Linked DNA regions of Homo sapiens: region 2 is linked to region 1. The links are chromatin loops, found by intact Hi-C in ENCODE. Cell type or tissue: Caco-2. All regions are shown on one strand.

Evidence for each region. Peaks named below come from ENCODE experiments on the same cell type or tissue, not always from the same donor. Only the 100,000 strongest peaks of a DNase experiment are listed, where the experiment ranks them.
Region 2: a loop joins it to region 1, with 5 times the contacts of the local background. A loop is called at or near these places in 1 of 110 quality-filtered maps.

Annotation. Positions count from the first base shown.
Region 1 is chr1:225,414,282-225,422,281 of GRCh38, reverse strand. It overlaps LBR (lamin B receptor), which reads left to right. Exons shown (of 14, transcript NM_002296.4): 3 at 5-205; 4 at 2,484-2,567; 5 at 2,830-3,019; 6 at 4,102-4,298; 7 at 6,950-7,004. Among named protein-coding and RNA genes, the nearest start is that of LBR, 9.8 kb to the left of the region's middle. RefSeq lists an enhancer at 7,662-7,831. In Caco-2, no CTCF peak of the experiment used is centred here; DNase peaks (open chromatin) are centred at 3,075 and 3,421.
Region 2 is chr1:225,225,567-225,233,566 of GRCh38, reverse strand. DNAH14 (dynein axonemal heavy chain 14) reads right to left here. Exons shown (of 86, transcript NM_001367479.1): 42 at 2,416-2,494. Among named protein-coding and RNA genes, the nearest start is that of LBR, 200 kb to the left of the region's middle. In Caco-2, no CTCF peak of the experiment used is centred here; DNase peaks (open chromatin) are centred at 4,496 and 6,206.

The DNA of each region.
Region 1 (8,000 bases):
CTAGCCTTTAACTTCCTTTAGGCAAAGGAAAGGTGGCTCAACTTCCAGTTCCCCTTCCAGACGCCGAGGGAGTCGATCAAGGTCACGCTCCCGATCCCCTGGTCGACCACCTAAAAGTGCCCGCCGATCTGCTTCTGCTTCCCACCAGGCCGACATTAAGGAAGCAAGGAGGGAAGTGGAAGTTAAATTGACTCCGCTGATTCTGGTACTTGTGTTTATCCTTATACAGCCTTTTGTCTTCCGCTTTATGTATATATTTACTCAAGTTACTTGCAGTTAATAATATTAAAATGTCACTGAAACATCAAATCTAAGTTGATGACTTTGGGAGTTTTCATATAAAACAAATGTTTGGAATAGAAAGTTTTAAATATCAATGGAAAAGAATGTCCTTCAGTTACCAGAAATGCTATTTAATATTTTAGTTTTTAAAAAAGCAGCGTTCAAATTTGAAATAGATGTAGCTTGTAGATTGAACTGCGTAAGGTTTTTACAGTGTATAAAAGTTCATATCATGTATGAAATGGTAAGACAAACCTGTATTACGGAAACATTCTTACTCTTAGCATCATTATACTTTATCACTTTACCTATTCAAAGATGATTTTAGTGGAATTACTTTCAAGATGTAAGCTTTGAAATATCAGGGTGCATGGAGCCTGTAGATCTTGTACAAATAGTATTTTAGATAGTAGACCAAAGACAAAGTATGTTAAGTAAAAAGAATAAAAGTAATCTTCTATTCACTTAATGTTAACCTCTTTTCTGGATAGAAGGCACACAGACTTTGAGACAGAGTCTTGCTCTGTCACCCAGGCTGGAGCGCAGTGGCGCAATCTCAGCTCACTGCAAGCTCCGCCTCCTGGGTTCACGCCATTCTCCTGCCTCAGCCTACCGAGTAGCTGGGACTACAGGCGCCCACCACCATGCCTGGCTGATTTTTTGTATTTTTAGTAGAGACAGGGTTTCACCGTGTTAGCCAGGATGGTCTCGATTTCCTGACCTCGTGATCCACCCGCCTCGGCCTCCCAAAGTGCTGGGATTACAGGCGTGAGCCACTGCGCCCGGCAACAGACTTTTAATAAACTTTAAAAACTGGATTATATACATACTGCTCAGTAGTCAGCTTTAAGACATTTTAAAATATTGGGATAACCTTTCAGAGTGTATTTTTCTACATCATTTTTGTTGTTGTATTCTATAGTATGGATATATGGTAAATTGTATACATGTAACTTAATCGTTAAAGTCAGCTCTGTCAATGATAGACATTTAGTGTTTTTCCTTCCATATTTTCACTATTACAAACAAGTATTTTTATGTAACATCTGATTATTTCCTTAGGATGGATTCTTACAAGTGGAACTGCTAGGTCAGCTGTATGGTGCAGATTTGAGGCTTTTAATACATATTGCCAGATTGCATCAAGAAAGTTTATAGTAGTATCAGTGTATGAATGCTCAGTTTCTCATTCTGAGTATTATAATTTTTTTTTTTTTTTTTGGAGAATGTGGCTGTCAGACATTTTCAACTTACTGTTCTAACTTATATTTTGAATTAGAACATTTTAACTATTAGTGGCTCTCTTTACCACCCCGGGACTCCAGGAACAGATGCTGTGTGATACTTTGTTATCCTTTCATTTTTAATATTTAGTGACTGCTATATTTTTACAGTGTAATCTTACAGTCCTGGTGTCACAAGAACCACAGAAGCTTTGCCTCTTACCTGGTAGTGCCTTGGGCCTACTGTGTGTTGCATAAGTACCCACTATTTCTTAGTTTTCCATTATGGGCTATTTTGGAGCAGTGAATGTCTTTTTGAATGTCTTTTGTTTTTTATCCAGTTAATGAACTAATTTACCAATTTTTACTTTCTCTGCCTTTCATAGTAAATACCCCTAAAATCTATCAATGAAATTATGACATTCAGTCTGATTACGTGAAAGATCAAAGTTGTTTTTTTTTTTTTTGAGGCGGAGTTTCATTCTTGTTGCCCAGGCTGGAGTGCAATGGCGCGGTCTTGGCTCAATGCAACCTCCGTCTCCGGGTTCAAGAGATTTTCCTGCCTCAGCTTCCGAAGTAGCTGGAATTACAGGTGCCCGCTACCGTGCGTGGCTAATTTTTTTGTATTTTTAGTAGAGACAGGGTTTCACCATGTTGGCCAGGCTGGTCTTGAACTCCTGACCTCAGGTGATCCACCCGCCTTGGCCTCCCAAAGTGCTGGGATTACAGGTGTGAGCCACCGTGCCTGGCCAGATGAAAGATTTTATGTAGAAATCTATCCAATATTTCAGAGACTGGGAAATTCTAGTCAGTTTTATTCCTTTTCATTTTTAACAAAATGAGGGTTAAATTCGTCAGAATTAAGGCTGTGAAAAATCTGTTTTATTGCTTGATTCCAAAACAGTAAGTTTTTACCATCATGTTTCTTTTTAATAAGTTACAGTTCTTTTGATTAAATGTTTATATTCTTCAATTTAGAAGCCATTTGGAAATAGCATCAGCAGATATAATGGGGAGCCTGAGCATATTGAGAGAAATGACGCACCTCATAAAAATACACAGGTGGGAAAGTGTTCCCTTTCATCTTGGTTGTTTTTTTTTTTCTTTTTTTTGGTTAAAAGTGACTCTCCCTTGAGAAGCACATTGAAAATTGTAATATTTTATAACCTGTTCTAAAATTCTGTCCTTAAATTAAGACTGAATATAATTTCACAAATTTATTCTTACTAGTGTATAGCTGTATTGAGATGCTGAAATAGTTAATGCAGTAGCATTAATGGTAATTGTTCACTGCAGATATTTAATTTTTAAATTTTTCATTTAGGAAAAATTCAGTTTGTCACAAGAAAGCAGTTACATAGCAACACAGTATAGCCTTCGTCCAAGAAGAGAAGAAGTCAAATTAAAAGAAATAGATTCTAAGGAAGAAAAATACGTTGCAAAAGAACTGGCAGTGAGAACCTTTGAAGTGACCCCCATCCGGGCAAAGGACTTGGAGTTTGGAGGAGTACCTGGTAGGCCTCAGAGCTGGGCCCAGAGAGGGCAGGTGGGGTGAGCTAGGGGTGGTTGCCACAAGGTGAACTGGAAAGGCCTCTCTGAAGACATCTGAGGCAGGCAAGGTAATGAGCCTGGTGGGAACCTGTGGAAGAGCCTTCCAGAGAAGGAACAGTGGGTGCAAAGGCTTGAGGTGGGAGCATTTTGAGGGATTATGGAGTAGAAAGGATGCCATTGTAGCTGTGTTTAAAACTTTTAGCAGTCTGTTCAGAGGTTTTGAGCACAGAAGTACAAAGAAGTGATAAAGGAAGGTTGATCTGGGAGTTTGTATAGCATAGATGGTTACTTATCAGGGACAGAGAGCTCTGCTAATAGTCAGACCTGAGGCGGCAGGGGCCAGCAGTGGGCCTCAGCTGCCTGCATAAAATGGGATCCCGGAGGCTGCCCTACCTGCTAGGCGGGTTGATTGTGAGGGTCAAAGATCTGAAGTGTGCAGAGTTTTGGAGTTACTAAGTGGGTGGAACTGATGAAATTTTATGAGCTAGTAAAAGAAAAGACTTCTTGTCTAAATGGCTCAAAATCCTGCATGGCTTAATTGCTTTGTATTTTGTTATAACCTTTGGCTAGCTGGCCTGTTACAGATGCTGTCCAGCATCACTTAAAATCTGCACACATTACATGAACGTGACACTATTTTAATTGTTAGAAACTGAGGAATATAAAGTTTTTTGTTAAGATTAGGCTGATAATTTTTAGATGTTCTGATCTTCAGTTTGCTGGAGTTTCAACACATTCGCTCCTTAGTGGTTGGAGGTCAAATGTTTTAGAGCTTGGTTTCTGAGGTGGGTGTAGCTATTCAATGTTGGACCTCTTTCTTTTTTTTTTTATTTTTATTTATTTATTTTTTTTACTACTTTGATGCCCATGGTTGCCAGGCCACCAGAGGTGACAGGTAGAGATGGGAGTTTTTGATGGTACATTAGAAATTGGTTTCAGACAGTTAGCCAGATAACGAGTTCTGATCTTAACAAATCTAACATGATTCTTAAATAAATAAACCAGATTGAAATTTGAGCCTCGAATGTTCATGAATTGTTTGCAGGTGTGTTTCTCATCATGTTTGGCCTGCCTGTGTTCCTCTTCCTGTTGCTGTTGATGTGTAAACAGAAAGATCCCAGTCTTCTGAATTTCCCTCCTCCTTTGCCAGCTTTGTATGAGTTATGGGAAACCAGAGTATTTGGGGTCTACCTCCTGTGGTTTTTGATTCAAGTCCTGTTCTACCTACTGCCAATTGGAAAGGTACGTTTATGGTAATTCTGTTTTGTTTTAATAAGATGAGGTCTCACTATATTGTCCAGGCGGGTCTCCAATTTCTGGGATCAAGTGATCCTCTTGCCGCAGCCTCCTGAGTCGCTGGGACCACAGGCCTGTGCCATGCTGCCCAGCCTTAGAGTAGTTTAAAGGTTAAAGGCTGTTGTTGGTCATAATTCCCAAAACTTAGTTCATGAAGCCATTTCTCTTGTGCTGTCTGTATAACACTTGCTTATTAGGAGGAACTTAAAAAAAAATCTGATTGAGATTTCTTGTGTAACTTTTCAAACCAAATAGAAAAGAATAGGCTATTTTGCAAAGTAGCCGACTCTCAGTGGAGGTTGCTATGGAAAAAAAATTCACTCTTAGTATGTGTCATTTCAGATGCAGCATTTTAAATGATTAATTGATAGGCTACTGGGCTCGATGGACTTTAGTCTACATCTTTTACTTTAAAAAAGTATGAAAAGTTTCTAATTTTCATCTCTTTCAGAAGCTTGTTGTCAAGAACATTTTACGTTGTTTTCAGATTCCTGCAATATCTTTAAAATTTGTCTCTCCATTGCTAAGTGTAGTTTTTTCTTCTTTCAGTAGAATCCTTTACTTGGATATATTTAAAGAAACATGAGATTCCCTAAGTAATAAATAATTTATTTAAAGATCTTATTCTTAGGGCTTTGCAAGTTTGCCAACTGTCTGTAAACCAAAGGATCGGTTTTACTGGTGAATGCCAGTGATAGGAGGGTAGAGCTGCAGGCTTAATACTGTGGAGTGAGACCATAACTTTAGTGGCTCTAGCAAGGATTTTTGTGATAAAGACCTTCAGTCATTTCTACAGTAAGCCTCTACAGTTAAATTCAGATTCATTTAGGGTAAGGTGATTTCAGAGTATCAAGGAAAGCAGTTTTGGTGTTTAAAGTCATATATGTATATACTCATAGACTAAAGTGACTAAAAGCATATATATTAAAATATATATTAATATTATGCAGTCATCCCTTGATATCCTTGGGGAGTGGTTCCAGGACCTCCTGTACATACCAAAATCTGAGGATGCTGAAGGCCCTGATAAGAAATAGTATAGTATTTGCATATAACCTGTGTGCATCTTCCTTGTATACTTTGTTGCCTTTAGGTTGCTTATAATACCTAATACAACGTAAGTGCCATGTAAATAGTTATCATACTGTATTAGGGAATAAGGACAAGAAAAAGAAGTCTGTACATATTCAGCTCAGATGCAATTTTTTCCGAAATATTTTGGATCTGGTTGGTTGAATCCATGGATGTGGATCCCGTCGATACGGAGGGCTGACTGTATATTTGGATCTATATATTCACAGATTAAAGCCTAACACAGCATTTACTAGACTCCTTTAATAGATAAGGATCATCTGAAATTAGCATGTGGCATTTTACTAATCCTGTGATCTCAAACAGCTTTTACGTTTCTCTTGGGAGAGGAGGAATGCTAGCTAATGAAATCTGTAGCTAATGATAAGATAAAGTAGTTTAGCCCAGAGCAAATGATACTATATTTATATTTTACAGTTTGAAATGAATTGCTACATTTCTGAATAGTTATTTTGTGGGGTAAAACGTGGCTGCATTGAGCAAGTGGACTTTTTACTGAGCCAGTTCTATTGGGTACCATGCCTGTGGGTATCTCTGTGCTGAATGCTGTGAGTGATGCCGAATGAAGAGAGGAGATGGTTCTGATGCATGATGCGTGCTCACAGTCTCTCTCTCTCTCTCTCTTTTTTTTTTTTTTTCTTGAGACAGGGTCTTGCTCTGTTGCCCAGGCTGGAGTGCAGTGGTGCAATCTGCAACCTCCTCCTGGGCTGAAGTCATCTTCCCACTTCAGCCTCCCGAGTAGCTGGGACCACAGGCGCGTGCCACCAGGCTTGGCTAGTTTTTGTATTTTGTATTTTTGTAGAGAGGGGATTTCACCATGTTGCCCAGGCTGGTCTCCAACTCCTGGACTCAAGTGATCCTCCCACCTTGACCTCTCAAAGTGCTGGGATTACAGGCATGAGTCACCACACCTGGTTTCTCACAGTCTCTTATTGCAGATAAAAGAATCACATGAAATGGTTAAATAACTGGATGGGCAATATATATATAATATATAGCAGAGCAAGTAAGCATATGAGTATGCGTCATCAAATAGCACTTGGGTCATAGTAGAGTGGATAAACAGGGTAGAGCCCAATTGAAAAGGACCCCACAAATGGAAGACAATGGAATCATACTGTTACTTTGTAAGAGTATGGTAGCCATTGGTAGATGTTTGAGCTAGGGATCCACTAGATATAAAGGTATTTAAGCACATTTAGTCTTGAGGTGGTGGTACACAGGAGTGTGGCAGGGAGCGTGGCTGTTGCAGTTGCTTGGTCCTACACTAGGAAGTCATTACTGAATTTGTATTTAAGATAAATTCCTGAAGGTGGAATTGCGTCATTAAAGGGCTTGCCACTAGGGTTTTTGAAACATATTACTAAATTTCCATGTTACAAGATATCTTCCTTCTTGGGCGTGTTGAAAATTAAGTGATACTAGAATATATATATGTGTGTGTGTATATATGTATATATGATGGTGATGTGCTTAGTAAATTTGTAAATTTTTTTTCTTTTAAGGTTGTAGAAGGAACGCCTCTTATTGATGGAAGAAGACTCAAGTATAGATTAAATGGTGATTTTCTTTTTTTAAGACTCAAATTGATGATTTGATAGCTTAAACTTCTAAGTGTTAAACTCTTTGTTAAAGCTGATTAGACCAGAGTAGTAAGTGATAAATTATTTCTTAGTAGTTGGAAGAGCAACTGTTTATACCTGTAGCCAACTTGTATAAATTATGCCATTAAAGTAACATAGCCTCTTAGTCACTCTTGTCCACTCTCCAGTTTTATTTTCTTAATAGTGCTCATCACTGTTAGAAATCATTGCACTTGTCTAGGATTTTATCACCTGAGGTGTTACACGGATGTGGGCATCCAGGCCACTCCTGCTGCGTGAGCTGCTCTTGTCCTTGCTCATGTCCTCTGGGTTGTCCCTTGAATATTCGTCACACACACTTCCTGGGCCTTTGCCTGGAGAACTTACCCCCAAACGTCTGACACCTGCATCTTCACCTCCATCTGTCTTCTGCTGAGAGAAGCCTTCAGGTCCCTTTCTCTCCCCTGCTCTGTTTTGTTTTTCTGTCTGACATTTGTGCCTCCACACATCAGTGTATTTGTCTCTTCATTAGGGTCTCTCCACTAGAATGTGGCTTCATGGGCTAGGACTTGGCTATGTTCATTGTGACACTCTTGGTGCTAGGAAGATGGGCATGTAGTGGGTGCTCATTCATATGTGAGTGCTGGATGGATGAGTTGTGAGCTTGCTGGGCAGCTCAATAAATGGATAGACCTTGCTCCCTGTGGGTCCGGCATCTCGCACTGTAAGAGCATGTGCTGAGTGCTTCAGTCCAGCTTTGTCATTTGAAGACTTTGGCAAAGTACAGATCTATTTTGTAGTCATCCTTGAATGATTTTCCATTTGACAAGACGGAGTAGAGTGTTTTCCTTTTCTTGAGAATTACATTATGTATTGTAATGGTTGAACTTTTTATCCTTTCAATTCTTCATTTTTTAACTTTGGATACTTTGTTTAGAGACTTACGCAGCATCTACTCTGTCTGCAGTCACTC
Region 2 (8,000 bases), 190 kb after region 1:
CAACATCACTGATCATTAGAGACATGCAAATCAAAACCACAACGAGCTACCATCACATGCCAGTCAGAATGGTGATTATTAAAAAGTCAAAAAACAACAGATGCTGTCAAGGTTGCAAAGAAAAAGGAATGCTTTTACACTGTTGGTGGGAGTGTAAATTAGTTCAACCATTGTGGAAGACTGTGTAGTGATTCCTCAAAGACCTAGAGGCAGAAATACCATTTGACCCAGCAATCCCATTACTGGGTATATACCCAGAAGAATATAAATCATTCTATTATAAAGGTACACGCACACATATGTTCACTGCAGCACAATTCACAATAGCAAAGATATGGAATCAACCTAAATGCCCATCAATGATAGACTGGATAGAGAAAATGTGGTACATATACACCATGGAATACTATGCAGCCATAAAAAGGAATGAGATCATGTCCTTTGCAGGGACATGGTTGGAGCTGGAAGCCCTTATCCTCAGCAAACTAATGCAGGAACAGAAAACCAAACACTACATGTTCTCACTTATAAGTTGGAGCTGAAGGATGAGAACACATGGACACATGGGCAGGGGAACAACACACACTGGGGACTGTTGGGGTGGTGGTCAGGGGAGGAAGGGCATCAGGAAAAATAGCTAATGAATGCTGGGCTTAATACCTAGGTGATGGCATGATCTGTGCAGCAAACCACCATGGCACACATTTACCTATGTAACAAACCTGCACATCCTGTGCATGTACCCCTGAACTTAAAATAAGAATCAAGCACTGCATGAAGAATAATAGTAGGGATAACTAGTTTAGATGTGGGAGTCAGGGAAGGTATCTTTGAAGAAGTAACCATTTAATTGAGACCAAAGAATCGGTGATATTTGGCAAAATACAGGAGAAAGAACATCTTGGGCAGAAGGAATACGTGTGCCAAGACCATAAGGTCAAAGGATCATGGCTTGTTTGAGAAACTGAAGAAAAAGCAAGTGTCACTGAAGCACAATCAGAGCAAGAGATTAGGAGATGAATCTGGAAAGGTAGGCAGGACATTTTTAGGCTGTACCAAGATTTTTTTTCTTCCACTTTGAGAGTAATGGGAAGTCTTAAATCACTACAAAAGAGAAAATAAATATTTTAAATTATGTTTTAAAAAGATTGACTATTGCATATAAGTACCAAGAGACATGTACAAGCACATTAATCATATTACTATTGTTAATAACAAAATTGAAAATCTAAATGTTTACCAATCGATAAATAACCTGTGATACACGTGTGTGTGTGTGTGTGTGTATATATATATATCACAGTTTATATATATAATGACAATGGACTAGTAGGTAGCAGTGAAAAGAAATAAGAATAGCTATATGCACAATGAACTAAACATGTAATGTTGAACAAAAGATGCAAGTGGCAGAAGATCATACAGGATGATTTCATTTATTTAAAGTTAAAAACACACAAAGCTAAAAAATATTATTTTGAAACATATTAATAAGTACAAAATCCAGAATAGTAGTTATCTCAGATGATAGGATACCCTGAGATCTAGGAGAGAATACAGAGGACTTCAAAAATAAAATAATATGCTTTTTCTATGGCTGACTGGTATATATATGAGTGATTATGGTATTGTTATTTATATCTTATACATATTTTATAAATGCTCTTTTTGGCTATTCACTATTTAATAAAAATTTAATTTCTTGTTGTTACATTGAGAATGAGCAGGAAAAAATTGGGGAAACCAATTAGGAAGCTATTACAAACAGTATAGGCAAGAAATGATGGAGGTTTGGGTTAGAATGCCATAATCAAGACGTAGATAAGTGAGTGGATTTTAAGGCAGAACTGACAGGCAGAGTAGAAACCACAAGTGAATGTTTTATCATTCGAAAGCAAATGTGACATGAATGTTTTAAGGACTCATAATAAGATGCCCAACAGTGACTCTTCTATCCTACAAAATGGCTGAATAGATGTACAACTAATAATTTACATTGCTCTTACTATGTGCTAGGCTCTATTCTGGATACCTAACATATCACATTATTATTCCAGTTTTATAAATGAAAAAAATTAAAGCTTAAAAACATTTAGCAACTAACTGAACATCTCACAGTTCATAAATGGCAGATTCATGCAATAAATTCATTTCAATTTTATTCCTTTCTCAAGTATGTATAGAGGCTGGACAAATGTATTCCTATAATGCATATTACTTCAAAATGCAGCATAAATCTGGTGATCTTATATTAGCTATACAAAGAACTCTAAGTTGGAATAAAATAAATTTAAGTGGATTCTGATACTATGAAAATACAAAAGTATTGATTTATTGAGAAGTAATCCTGTGCATATTTGAGGGTCTGGCACCTAATGGTTATTAAAACATGTTTTCTGAAGGAATGTAACTGACCTCTTTTCTATATCCTTGAATGTGACAGACTCTCTTTGGGAATTTGCCTCCTTAGATGACGTGTCATTCAAATCATCACCTTAAAAAGGAAAGAGTATTTTTCCATAATTAACAACAGACCTAAAATTTATCTGGTAAACTAATGAGGTTTAACCTTTAACATTGTTTAGTTAGTGAATTATCATAGAATATCTTTATTTAACATACAGTATCTGAGAATTAACTTATCAAAACAAAGTGGGAATTAGAGGAGCAGAGAATGTTCTTACATTGTCAGAACTGATTTTTATTTATTTGAAGCATAAAGCTGCATACATTCATTCTTTATTCTATTCTATCCTTTTTAAAATAAGACTGATTGTTCCAAAATGTAAACTTTGAAACATTCAAGTGACTACGACCAAATATGGTACTCATTACAAGCTAAACAATAAATCGGCCCTCATAAAGTGGGGCAATAAAAAAAGAAGCTGCATGCTTTCAAGTAACAAATTTATTAAAACAAACATTCAGCTGGGGCATGTTAGGCAGATTGTAGTCATCCCCCTCTCACTCCCATTACCCACCTTTTTTGTCCAACTAATTCATTCCACAGAGAAACACAAAGAGTAATTATTCATTCTTCCTTGTAGCTTATTTTTATATTTGTTTTCTTAATATTAAAAAAATGCTTCTTTTAGTGTACAGAAGAAAACAGTCACCCATAATTCCACCACCTAAATATAACAACTAGTAATATGTTGATGCATTTCTTTGTGGGTTTTTATATAAAGATATAGATTATATAAAAACATAATATTTTAAAATTTGAACCTAAATAGAAAACTAAAAACAGAGTTGAGTGCTGATTCTGCTTTTTAGGCCTGTCTCTTTGTTATTAATAATCTTTTGAAAAATGATTTTGTTGCATCATAATTTATTAAGCCATTCATCCATTGTTGGGATTCAAATAATTGTTGTTTTATGATTATAAGTAATTCTGCTATGAATGCACCTCCTTGTGCATAAATCTTTCTATGCTTCTCTGATTATTTATTTATAATAAATTCCTAGAATAAAGGATAGTAGACCAGAGTATATGGATATTTTTAGCATATAATGTCAAATAGCTCACCAAGATAAGTTCAATCAATTTTTTATCACCCACTTCAGCATCCCTTATTCTGCAGATCCTTTAAGTGTTCTTCCCCTTCTGCTACTACCAAAGATGAAAAAATATATACATTTTTATTTTTTATTATACTTTAAGTTCTGGGATACATGTGCAGAATGTGCAGGTTTGTTACATAGGTATACATGTACCATGGTGGTGTGCTGCATCCATCAACCCATCATTGACATTAGGTATTTCTCCTAGTGCTATCCCTCCCCTTGACCCCCACCCCTGACAGGCCCCAGTGTATGATGTTCCCCCCTTGTGCCCATATGTTCTCATTGTTCAACTCCAGCTTATGAGTGAGAACATGTGGTGTCTGGTTTTCTGTTCCTGTGTTAGTTTGCTGAGAATGATGGTTTCCAGCTTAATCCATGTCCCTGCAAAGGACATGAACTCATTCTTTTTTATGGCTGCATAGTATTCCATGGTGTATATGTGCCATATTTTCTTTATCCAGTCCACCATTGATGGGCATTTGGGTTGGTTCCAAGTCTTTGCTATTGTGACTAGTGCTACAATAAACATACATATGCATGTTTCTTTATAGTAGAATGATTTATAATCCTTTGGGTATATACCCAGTAATGGGATTGTTGAGTCAAATGGTATTTCTGGTTCTAGATCCTTGAGGAGTCACCACACTGTCTTCCAGAATGGTTGAACTAATTTACACTCCCACCAACAGTGTAAAAGCATTCCTATTTCTCCACATCCTCTCCAGCATTGCTGAGTCTGTCCCAAAGACTCTGGTTGAGCGACGGATGAAAGAAGTATGTGGACACGGGTATTTTGCCTGACTGCACAGCTAGGGAACCACATGGCTCAGCACTGCAGATGAGAGTCCAGCAGCCAAGAGAGTGCAGCCCTGATAAGCCGGCTACACTCATATTTATTTAGTACAGATTTAATGACAAAGGCTTGGAGCAAACACAATTTGTGATAATAAACATTGTCAACCCCGCTGAGTAGAGAGCAGTCCTGCACACGAAAGATCAAAGGCCGGTTTTAGGACAACATGAGTAAACAAGCTATTTAGATAAACTCCTCTACATTCCTTTGTATCTACGCCCTTTGCCCCTGGGTAAGAACAGCTGCCTTCAGCTCATTCTTCCCTGAAGCTTTGCAAAACCCCCGGCCTTCCAAGAAGGTTTGCATCTTTTCCTATAATTTCTCCCACAATCCTGACCAATCTCCTACATCTCCCCCTTTTCTGTTTTTTGCATCAGGTTTTGTTGATTGAAGAGTACAGACGCATGCAGCAACAGGTTTGTCAGGCGCAGTGGTTATAACTCGTATTCCAGCTTTGCATCCTAGAATTAGTAAATAACATAAGACAAAAATGAGTATAATCAGTATCATTCTTTTCCAATCAAGAAGTGACCCCCCCCAGGAGTGGGGGGTCTATCCAGGAGAGATGTCCTTGCACATCATTCCATGTGGCTGTTTGTTGGGCATGTAGATCTACGGCGATTAGGGATTCTAGAATTTTAGTTTAAGTTGCCTTACGTCTGCTGTTAAATTATCAGTTTCCCCAGAGGTGTTGTTTCACCTCATCCCAACTACATATTGATTGATTCCAAGATAGAGAGGTGACACAGATATGCTTATGCTCCCAGTCACAGTTTAGTTGCTGTCAGAATGCCAGTGCATCTTGTTGCTCCCCTACATATTCCAAGGCAGCTTCAAGGGCTTGCAGGCATGCAAGAATCTTTTGATCTATACCCTGCTGTAAGAGAATTCATTAGACACATTTTTGGCCAAGTTATCTATAAAGGTAGCTATTTGTACTGATTCAGTAATACAGGCCACAGCAACAATAGCAGTTGCCAAGATGACTATGGCTGAGATTTTAAAGGCTATAAGTGTGCCCATGAATCTTTTGGGTCTCACCTAGGACAGGGCACATTCTAAGATGGCAAGGGCAGAGGAACCTTGCCAATCATGTGTCAAATTGACTGGTAGGAATGCCTCAGATTTTCTCCTTAATACCATGACACTAGTAATATTTTAACTAGATATACTGTAATTAGTGATACATGAGGTGAACCAAGCCTGTCCCTGCACTCAGGTCACAAACTTGGAGTTTTGGGGTGTAATGGAAATATTAGCTCCCATAAGGAAAACATATGGATGGGTAGTGCAAATCAGGCACTGATCTGTGTGATTATGAATAACGTTCGTAATATAATTGTTACTGGAATTACGATATGTCCCATGCCAGGTGTTAAGGGAGGTGCTAAGATGTCCTAGGCACCATAAAGTGTCTTGGGGTGGCATGGACTTTACTTGGGGTCTGGGATATCTCCTCTCCCCATTGGCCCAAATCACAGGGGAATGGGATGTGACTATGAAACTGATTGATGCCACAATGGATGTGGACATCAGTATGGTAACCCTGCAAATGTGTGGGGGAAAGAAAGAGAGATCAGACTGTTACTGTGTCTATGTAGAAAAAGACAGGCATAAGAAACTTCATTTTGATCTGTACTAAGAAAAATTTTTCTGCCTTGAGATGCTGTTAATCTGTAAACCTAGCCCCAACCCTGTGCTCGCAGAAACATGTGTTGTATTGACTCAAGGTTTAATGGATTTAGGGCTGTGCAGGATGTGCTTTGTTAAAATTGTGTTTGCAGGCAGTATGCTTGGTAAAAGTCATCGCCATTCTCCATTCTCAAGTACCCAGGGACACAATGCACTGCGGAAGGCCACAGGGACCTCTGCCCAAGAAAGCCTGGGTATTGTCCAAGGTTTCCCCCTACTGAGACAGCCTGAGATATGGCCTCATGGGAAGGGAAAGACCTGATCATCCCCCAGCCTGACACCCGTAAAGGGTCTGTGCTGAGGAGGATTAGTGAAAGAGGAAGGCCTCTTTGCAGTTGAGATAAGAGGAAGGCATCTGTCTCCTGCTCATCCCTGGGAATGAAATGTCTCGGTGTAAAACCCAATTGTACATTCTATTTACTGAGATAGGAGAAAACCACCTTATGACTGGAGGTGAGACATGCTGGCAGAAATACTGCTCTTTACTGCATTGAGATGTTTGTGTAAAGTCAAACATAAATCTGGCCTACATGCACATCAAGTCACAGCACCTTTCCTTAAACTTATTTATGACAAAGAGTCCTTTGCTCACATGTTTTCCTGCTAACCCTCTCCCCACCATGACCCTATAGTTCTGCCACATCCCCCTTGCCAGAATAGTAGAGATAATGATCAATAAATACTGAGGGAACTCAGAGACCAGTGCCAGTGCAGGTCCTCACTTGCTGAGCGCCGGTCCCCTGGGCCCACTTTTCTTCCTCTATACTTTGTCTCTGTCTTATTTCTTTTCTCAGTCTCTCATCTCCACCTTGCAAGAAATACCCACAGGTGTGGAGGGGCAGGCCCCCTTCAAAATGGCCATGGTGGCTCCAGTCTAAGATGTTATAATTGCCTAACTGGAGGCTACGGGCTTGTCCTCCGTGACAGACCTCCCAACTAAAGTGGAATCCATTACTTTTCCGGCTTTGTTCTTTAGCACAGGGAGGAATGTTTGGGAAGGTGGCATTGGTAGTGTTGCCTGGTTTGAGGCTACCTGCAACCAAGAATGTTAAGGCATTTCCTTTGCCATGATGTAGCCATAATTGTGTTTGGGCGGGCACACAATAAAGGTTAGAACTTTTATAACTTACACACAGCGGGAGGATAGTGGAGCGATATATAGTGTTACCTGGCACCTTAGTCCAATGTGTGCCATTAATGAGAGACCCCACTGGGGGTAAGTCAATCCCTCCTAGCCAAGCAGTTATGTTATTAGAGGCTGGGAAGGAGGTGTCTGCCCAAGTAACAGAGGGGAAGAAAGGCAGATCTAAGAGATAAGCCCATAGAGTAACAGTTGCGGGTTGCAGGCAGAGTGAGAGAATAAGAAGGTTTATTACCCTATGAGAGTTGCAATGTACAACAGAAAGTATATCAAGGAACAAATTATCTGGAGTGAATGGTGTCTGTGTCCAGAGCAGGATTCACTCAGCCTCCTGAGCTGTCTTCAGCATCCCACAGGTAATGTCTGGGGATTGTGTTGTCTGAGGAAGCTGCATCGTCTGGGACTGCGGGTCCTGTAGGGACATTTCCTTCATTTCTGGTACTGGGTTGGGTCCTAGCATGCCATGGATGGTTTTATGCATTGTGCTGGAATCCAAAGAGGACCTGAGGGGGTGTGAACACAGCATATCCTCTTCCCCATGTTAGCAACTCATTTGGACCACACCATACATTAATATTTACATCTTTCCATAAAACCACAAGTTTTATGTTTTGAGGGGCTTTAGTAAAATGCTTTTTTATGGTTGATTGAAATTTATCATCTAAATTTTAAAAATTAAGGGTAAACAAGACTTGTGCTAGTAGTGTTGAAGGGTTTTTACTCATATTCCCCTCCTTTTTTTTCTGA